Linked DNA regions of Homo sapiens: region 1 is linked to region 2. The links are chromatin contacts, found by Hi-C or POLR2A ChIA-PET in ENCODE. All regions are on one chromosome and are shown on one strand. The core of a region is the stretch at or near the end of the contact, and the rest is flanking DNA. Distances in the headings are between cores, read along the strand shown. Region 1 holds the start of RPS21-DT (RPS21 divergent transcript). Region 2 holds the start of HRH3 (histamine receptor H3).

Region 1 (2,769 bases), core at 270-2,769, 170 kb after region 2:
TGGAGACAGACAGTAGAAAGATGGTTACCAGAGGCTGGGAAGGGTAGAACAGTGGGAGGAGGGGGGCAAATGGGGATGGTTAATGGGTATAAAAAGACAGAAAGAATAAGACCTAGTGTTTGATAGCACAACAGGGTGTCTACAGTCAATAATGATTTAATTGCACATTTTAAAATGACTAAAAGAGTATAGTATTGGATTATTTGTAACGCAAAGGATAAATGCTTGAGGTGATGGATGCTCCATATACCCCATGTGATTACTACGCACTGCATGCCGGTATGAAAATATCTCATGTGCCCCATAAATGTACACACCCACTATGTACCCAAAAAATTAAACATAAAAAAACTTTTTTTTTTTGAGACGCAGTCTTGCTCTGTCGCCCAGGCTGGAGTGCAGTGGCGGGATCTCAGCTCACTACAAGCTCCGCCTCCCGGGTTCACGCCATTCTCCTGCCTCAGCCTTCCGAGTAGCTGGGACTACAGGCGCCTGCCACCACGCCCAGCTAATTTTTTGTATTTTTAGTAGAGATGGGGTTTCACCATGTTGGCCAGACGGGTCTCGAACTCCTGACCTCAGGTGATCCACCCACCTCCGCCCAAAGCGCTGGGATTACAGGCCTGAGCCACCGCACCTGGCCACTGAGTCTTAAGTTTTCTGAGGCTAGTTCTACATCCTAGGATCATGTCCCCCGCCCAGAGAAGACCCCAACATAGGCCGCGCTGCTCCCTCCGTCTACCGGTTTGGAGCTTCTCCTGGCAACAGGGTTCAGGCTACTAACAAGGCCTTCCTCAAGACCCCACCCATAACCAACGACCATACTTCGTGGGTCCATCTTTGTAACATCTTTACTTCCTTGGAGCAAATTCCCAGGAATGGGTTTTCGGGGTCCAAGGGTATGCACCTCTAGCACTACGACAAACGCGGCCAACACGCTTCAGGGAAACGGTGCCCCAGTTTGCATTCTGCTTCCCCTGCCCTGCCCTGGGGGTCTGACTGGTGAAACATGGGATGGCAGAGTGGTCGGGTGTTTCAGATTCCACGGTGGGCCGGGGTCTTTTCCTACCCTCGGGAGCCGTCTGAATTTCTCCTCTGCCGAGTTCCTGCGGGTGTCCTTCGCCCACCGGCCCGGGGGAGTGAGTAGCAGGCACCAGGTGAGCAGGCCTCCGCTCGCAGCGGCTACGTGCACGGGCAGGAGCACCGCCCCACGCCCCAGGTGGCCGCAGGGTGAGGGGACCGGAGGGCGGGAGGCGCACAATGGGGGGCACGCCCGTATCTCTAGCCCGGCCGGCAGCGGGCAGCGAGGCTCAGTCCTCGCCCCTTCTCCCAGCTGCTATTCGGGGCTCCCGAGGCGCTCAGAGGGGTCGACTGCGTCCGTGGGGCACAACCCAGGGGCCAGGCTAAGACGCCACACACGGCAACGACCCTCAACGACAACGACCCCCACGACGCCCCGCGCCCCAGGGCCAGCAGGCTGGGGTCCGAGAACCTCCTTGCCGGAAGCGGAAGTGCGTCACGGCGACGGCCGGCAAGCACGCACCGCGCAGACTCGCTGTGGTGGCGTGACCCGGAAGCGCTCGCCGAGGCCCCTCCTTGCCCGCCGATATCTCTGCCGGGTGACTAGCTGCTTCCTTTCTCTCTCGCGCGCGGTGTGGTGGCAGCAGGTGTGGCGCGCGGCGCGGGCTTCGGGCTCAGGGCTGGGGCTGGGGCGGGAGTGGGGGCTTGGACGCGGGGGACGGGGTGCGGGGTGCTGGGTGCGGCTGGGGCCGTGACCCTAGGGGCCGGTTTGCGCCGGGAGCCGGGGCACGGTTCCGGCCGTACTCACGGCGCCGCGCGGTGACTCCCCAGGCGCAGCCCAGCCTCGAAATGCAGAACGACGCCGGCGAGTTCGTGGACCTGTACGTGCCGCGGAAATGGTAAGCGCCCCCCACATGCCTCTCTTCCGTCCTTACCTAACCACCACGTCCCCTCGCCTGCCCTTGTTCCCCCACACCCCTCCCGTCCTTACCTCGTCACGTCCCTAACTTGTCCTGCCCCCGACGTTACTCTTTTCCATTCATATACCCCCAACCTCCCTCGTCCCCTCTTTCATTCTTACCGCCCAAGTCCCCTCTGCTCACTGCGCCCTTTCTCCACAGCTCCGCTAGCAATCGCATCATCGGTGCCAAGGACCACGCATCCATCCAGATGAACGTGGCCGAGGTGAGCTGGGAGCCCGGGAGGCGGGAAGGTTGTGATATATGTGCGGGAAAGGCAGGCTGTCCCATTGTGGAGGAGCCCCTGGGGTGAAGGTACAGGCAGAGGCTGGCTTTGAGGATTGGTGTTTCCCAAACCTGGGGGAGTGGTTTGTGACCCTTCTTCTCTTTCTAGGTTGACAAGGTCACAGGCAGGTTTAATGGCCAGTTTAAAACTTATGCTATCTGCGGGGCCATTCGTAGGATGGTGAGTGTTTCCCTGGGCTTTGCTCATCACTTCGGGACATCGTGGACTTTACCGTGCGCATTGGAGTGTGTGATGGTGCCTGAGTAGATCTGCTGGCAGAGTAGTTTGAGCCAGCTGGACTGGGCTGGCCGCCTGCCGCTTCTTGAGGGTGGAAGAGGGGTGCTCTGAGAAGACACTCAGGCAGCAGACTCTGCCTCTCACTAGGAGGTGCCCCCCCGACCCCGCTCCACCATAGTCAGGCTGCAGGCTGCCCCGGGAGAGGTGGCTCCCCTTCTGCGCCTGTCTCCATTCGCTCAGCGGGGGAGAGACGTGGGCTGGTGGCAC
Region 2 (2,767 bases), core at 99-2,598:
CCCCCGAGAGCCTGGAGTCGGGATTCCCTGGACTTCTGTCCAGCCCTCCCAGCCCTCAAAGGAGGAAAGAAGACAATTTCCTTCTCCCCTCCCCCGCTGGACTCCAGCCCCTACCCTGGCGCTGGACAACCCTCGGTCTCAGCTTAGACAAGGAGAAAGCCTTTCTCCTGGCTGAAAGGGCACTTGGTTGCAGCCGCCAGCCGCCAGCCGCTACTACTACTGCCAAGCGGGCTTGGAGCGTCTGGGAGACGCACCTCACAGCCCCAACAGGTGTCTGGCGCTCCAGCCCCCTCCGCGTGCCCCGCCCCCCAGCCGGCAGCAGAGCCTGGACACGTGAGAGCACGCTCCTCCGAGCGTCTCCCCCAACCCCCACCTTCCCCACCGTCCCTTCCCCCAACACAGCTCTAAAAATCCCCCTTCCATGTCCCCTCCCCCAGACCTTCTCTAAACCGCCCCACTGCGCCCTCCGCGCGTCCTAAGTCCGCAGCAGCCTTTGTTTGGCTACAGCGCAGGAGCCAGAGCTGCACCCGCTGCCTTTGCGCCTTGCGCCTCGCCCAGTGCCCGTGTCCCTTCCCGGGGACATCTCTCCCCAGCCCCTGTCCCGAGGCCTGAGTGGCAAGGAACTTCGCCTGTGCCCCCCACCCCATGGGCTCCGGACGCCCCCTTCCCAGGCCGGGTCCCCTGGTGGGGCGTGTGCCTGCGGGAGCCACCCAGGTCCGTGTTCCAGTCCCCGCTGGCCCGGCCACGCTGGGCGCCCCTGGGTCCCCAGCGGCCAGGGGCTGGGGATTTACCGACGAGGAAGTCGGAGATGGCGAGGTTGAGCAGGAAGAAGTTGTTCTGGGTGCGGAGGCTCGAGTCGGCCACGAAGGCGAGCATGACCAGCGCGTTGCCCAGCACCGTGGCCACGATGAGCAGCGCCATGAGCGCGGCCAGCACCGCGGTCCAGGCTGCCGAGAAGCCGCGCGCCCCGCCCGCCGCCGCCGCCTCGCCCGCCAGCGCCCCCGAAGCGTTCAGCGGCCCGTCGGGCGGCGCGCGCTCCATGGCCCCGCAGGCTCACGCGGCTCCGGGACGCGGGGCAGGGCGCCGGCCGAGAGCTGGGCGGCCGGGAGGGGCCCCGGCCCGGGAGCCTCGTCTTTGCGGGCCCTTGGCCGGGTCGGGTTCCCCTGGGGGCGCCCAGCGCATGGTCCGCGGGGCCGGGGCCGGGGCCAGAGCAGGCGGTGCCGAGGGGGCCGGGGCCGGATCCGAGCCCAGTGGGGCCGGCAGCGCGGCTGCTGCAGCGGGAGAGGAGCCGGAGCCTGAGCCGCTGCCGGTGCGACCGTGCAGCCGGAGCGCAACGCGCAGCCGAGTGCGCCCCGCGCCCAGCCCACCGCCCCGCGCGCCCCGCGCAGCGCCCCCGCCATTGGCTGCCGCCCTCGCCCCGCCCCCTCCCCGCCCCCGCCCCGCCCGGCGCCGGCAGCACCACGGACAGCGCCGCGTGCCCGCCAGGCTGCCTGGAGCCCAGCCCCTGCGCTCACAGCAGCTGGCTGGGAGCCCGGCCGGGGCTTGACCGGGTCTGGGGGCTCGCCTGCGGTCAGTCAGCCCGCGCACTCGGAGCCGGGGTCTGGGTTGCTCGGCCTTTCCCGTGCCCTCGGCCCTGGTGACCCCTGCCCGGTCATCATGGAGAGCCCTGGCGCCTGTGGGGACCCGGGGTGGGGGTGGGGGAAACGCCTGCACCCGCGCTCCGGGGACTTGCCCTGCGGGGCATTTCCTCGGTGCATGTTTTGGGAATGTGGGTCTCCGGGGCAAGGAACGTCTGGAGGAGAAGGGATGGGGAGGAGGGGGTCTTGGAAAGCCGGTGCCCAGACCAGGGGTCCGCTCCACCTCCCGTTTGCACGGACCCTGGGTGCCAGCCTCCGTGTGGACAGGGCCCAGTGCAGGGTCCAGGGTGACCCGCAAGGCGCAGGCAGATGTGGAGTTACATAAGGGAAGATGAGGCGCCGGGCGGACCCAGCCGGAGGGGAGCGCGTCTAGCCTGGGCTCCGGCGGCCTCAGGCTGAGGAGGGAGCAGCAAGCCGCTCGGAGCCCAGCCACGGACCCCTGTGGACAGAGGGGCAGTCGCCACTGCAGCGGACAGACGAGGTCACTGCGCTCAGGGCGCAGGTGGTGGCTGTGTTAGCGCCTGTGGGAGGGGACGGGGGAGGAGAGGAGAGGTGGCAGGAGGGAGCGCCCCCACCACCAGACACATGCGCTCAGATACACCGGGTCAAGGACAGATTCCTCCTGAAACACTGAGGGCAGACAGACAGACATGCCCACACTCAGATACACAGACACCCACAGGCCAGGGAAGCAGCCACCAGCGCCAGGCTGAGGACCCACCAAGAGCGAGACACACATCAGACAGCAGGCAGGGAGGGAGCCGCGCCCCAGGAGAAGGAAGCAGCAACTCCGCTCACAGGAGAAGGAAGCAGCCGAAGGCATCCCTGGTGCCTCAAAGAGGCCAGAGTGCGCGTGTCTGGGGGAGGGGCTGCAGAGGGGACCCCGGGCGCTGACATGCACCGTCACTCCCCTACTTATAGCAGCTTCCCCATACTGTGGGGACCTGCCCCTTCCCCTCGCCCCCCGTGGCGCTTCAGAAACTTTGGGGAAGGAGGAGCTGGGATTCCTCTGCTGCCACCTCAGGGCTGACTGCAGAAAGGAACCCCCAGACCCGTGGCCCCAGTCAGCCCACTATTTCACGGCTTCTAGGAGTCTGCTCTTGGGGGAGGGGTTCGGCTTCCCTCTCTGA

Evidence for each region. A loop is a pair of places that touch in the nucleus more often than their neighbours do. ChIA-PET counts read pairs that join two places held with the same protein, here RNA polymerase II (POLR2A). Pooled maps may share reads with other maps.
Region 1: a pooled map shows a loop between it and region 2 (4-fold over the local background). The contact joins the promoter of RPS21-DT here to the promoter of HRH3 in region 2. A Hi-C loop is called at or near these places in 11 of 168 maps with a recorded cell type or tissue (B cell, CD4-positive, alpha-beta T cell, CD8-positive, alpha-beta T cell and 7 more), 27 of 37 single-sample maps with no recorded cell type and 30 of 50 pooled maps. POLR2A ChIA-PET finds 5 or more read pairs at or near these places in 6 of 52 experiments (A549, B cell, H1 and 3 more).

What each region holds. Positions count from the first base shown.
Region 1 is chr20:62,385,470-62,388,238 of GRCh38, forward strand. RPS21-DT (RPS21 divergent transcript) reads right to left here and starts at 1,520. Exons shown (of 1, transcript NR_186459.1): 1 at 834-1,520. RPS21 (ribosomal protein S21) reads left to right here and starts at 1,634. Exons shown (of 6, transcript NM_001024.4): 1 at 1,634-1,667; 2 at 1,852-1,919; 3 at 2,142-2,205; 4 at 2,374-2,445. The coding sequence starts at 1,870. RefSeq lists enhancers at 772-821, 1,100-1,791, 1,792-2,483 and silencers at 1,172-1,291, 1,722-1,911.
Region 2 is chr20:62,218,930-62,221,696 of GRCh38, forward strand. HRH3 (histamine receptor H3) reads right to left here and starts at 1,349. Exons shown (of 3, transcript NM_007232.3): 1 at 792-1,349. The coding sequence starts at 1,041. RefSeq lists a silencer at 1,454-1,563.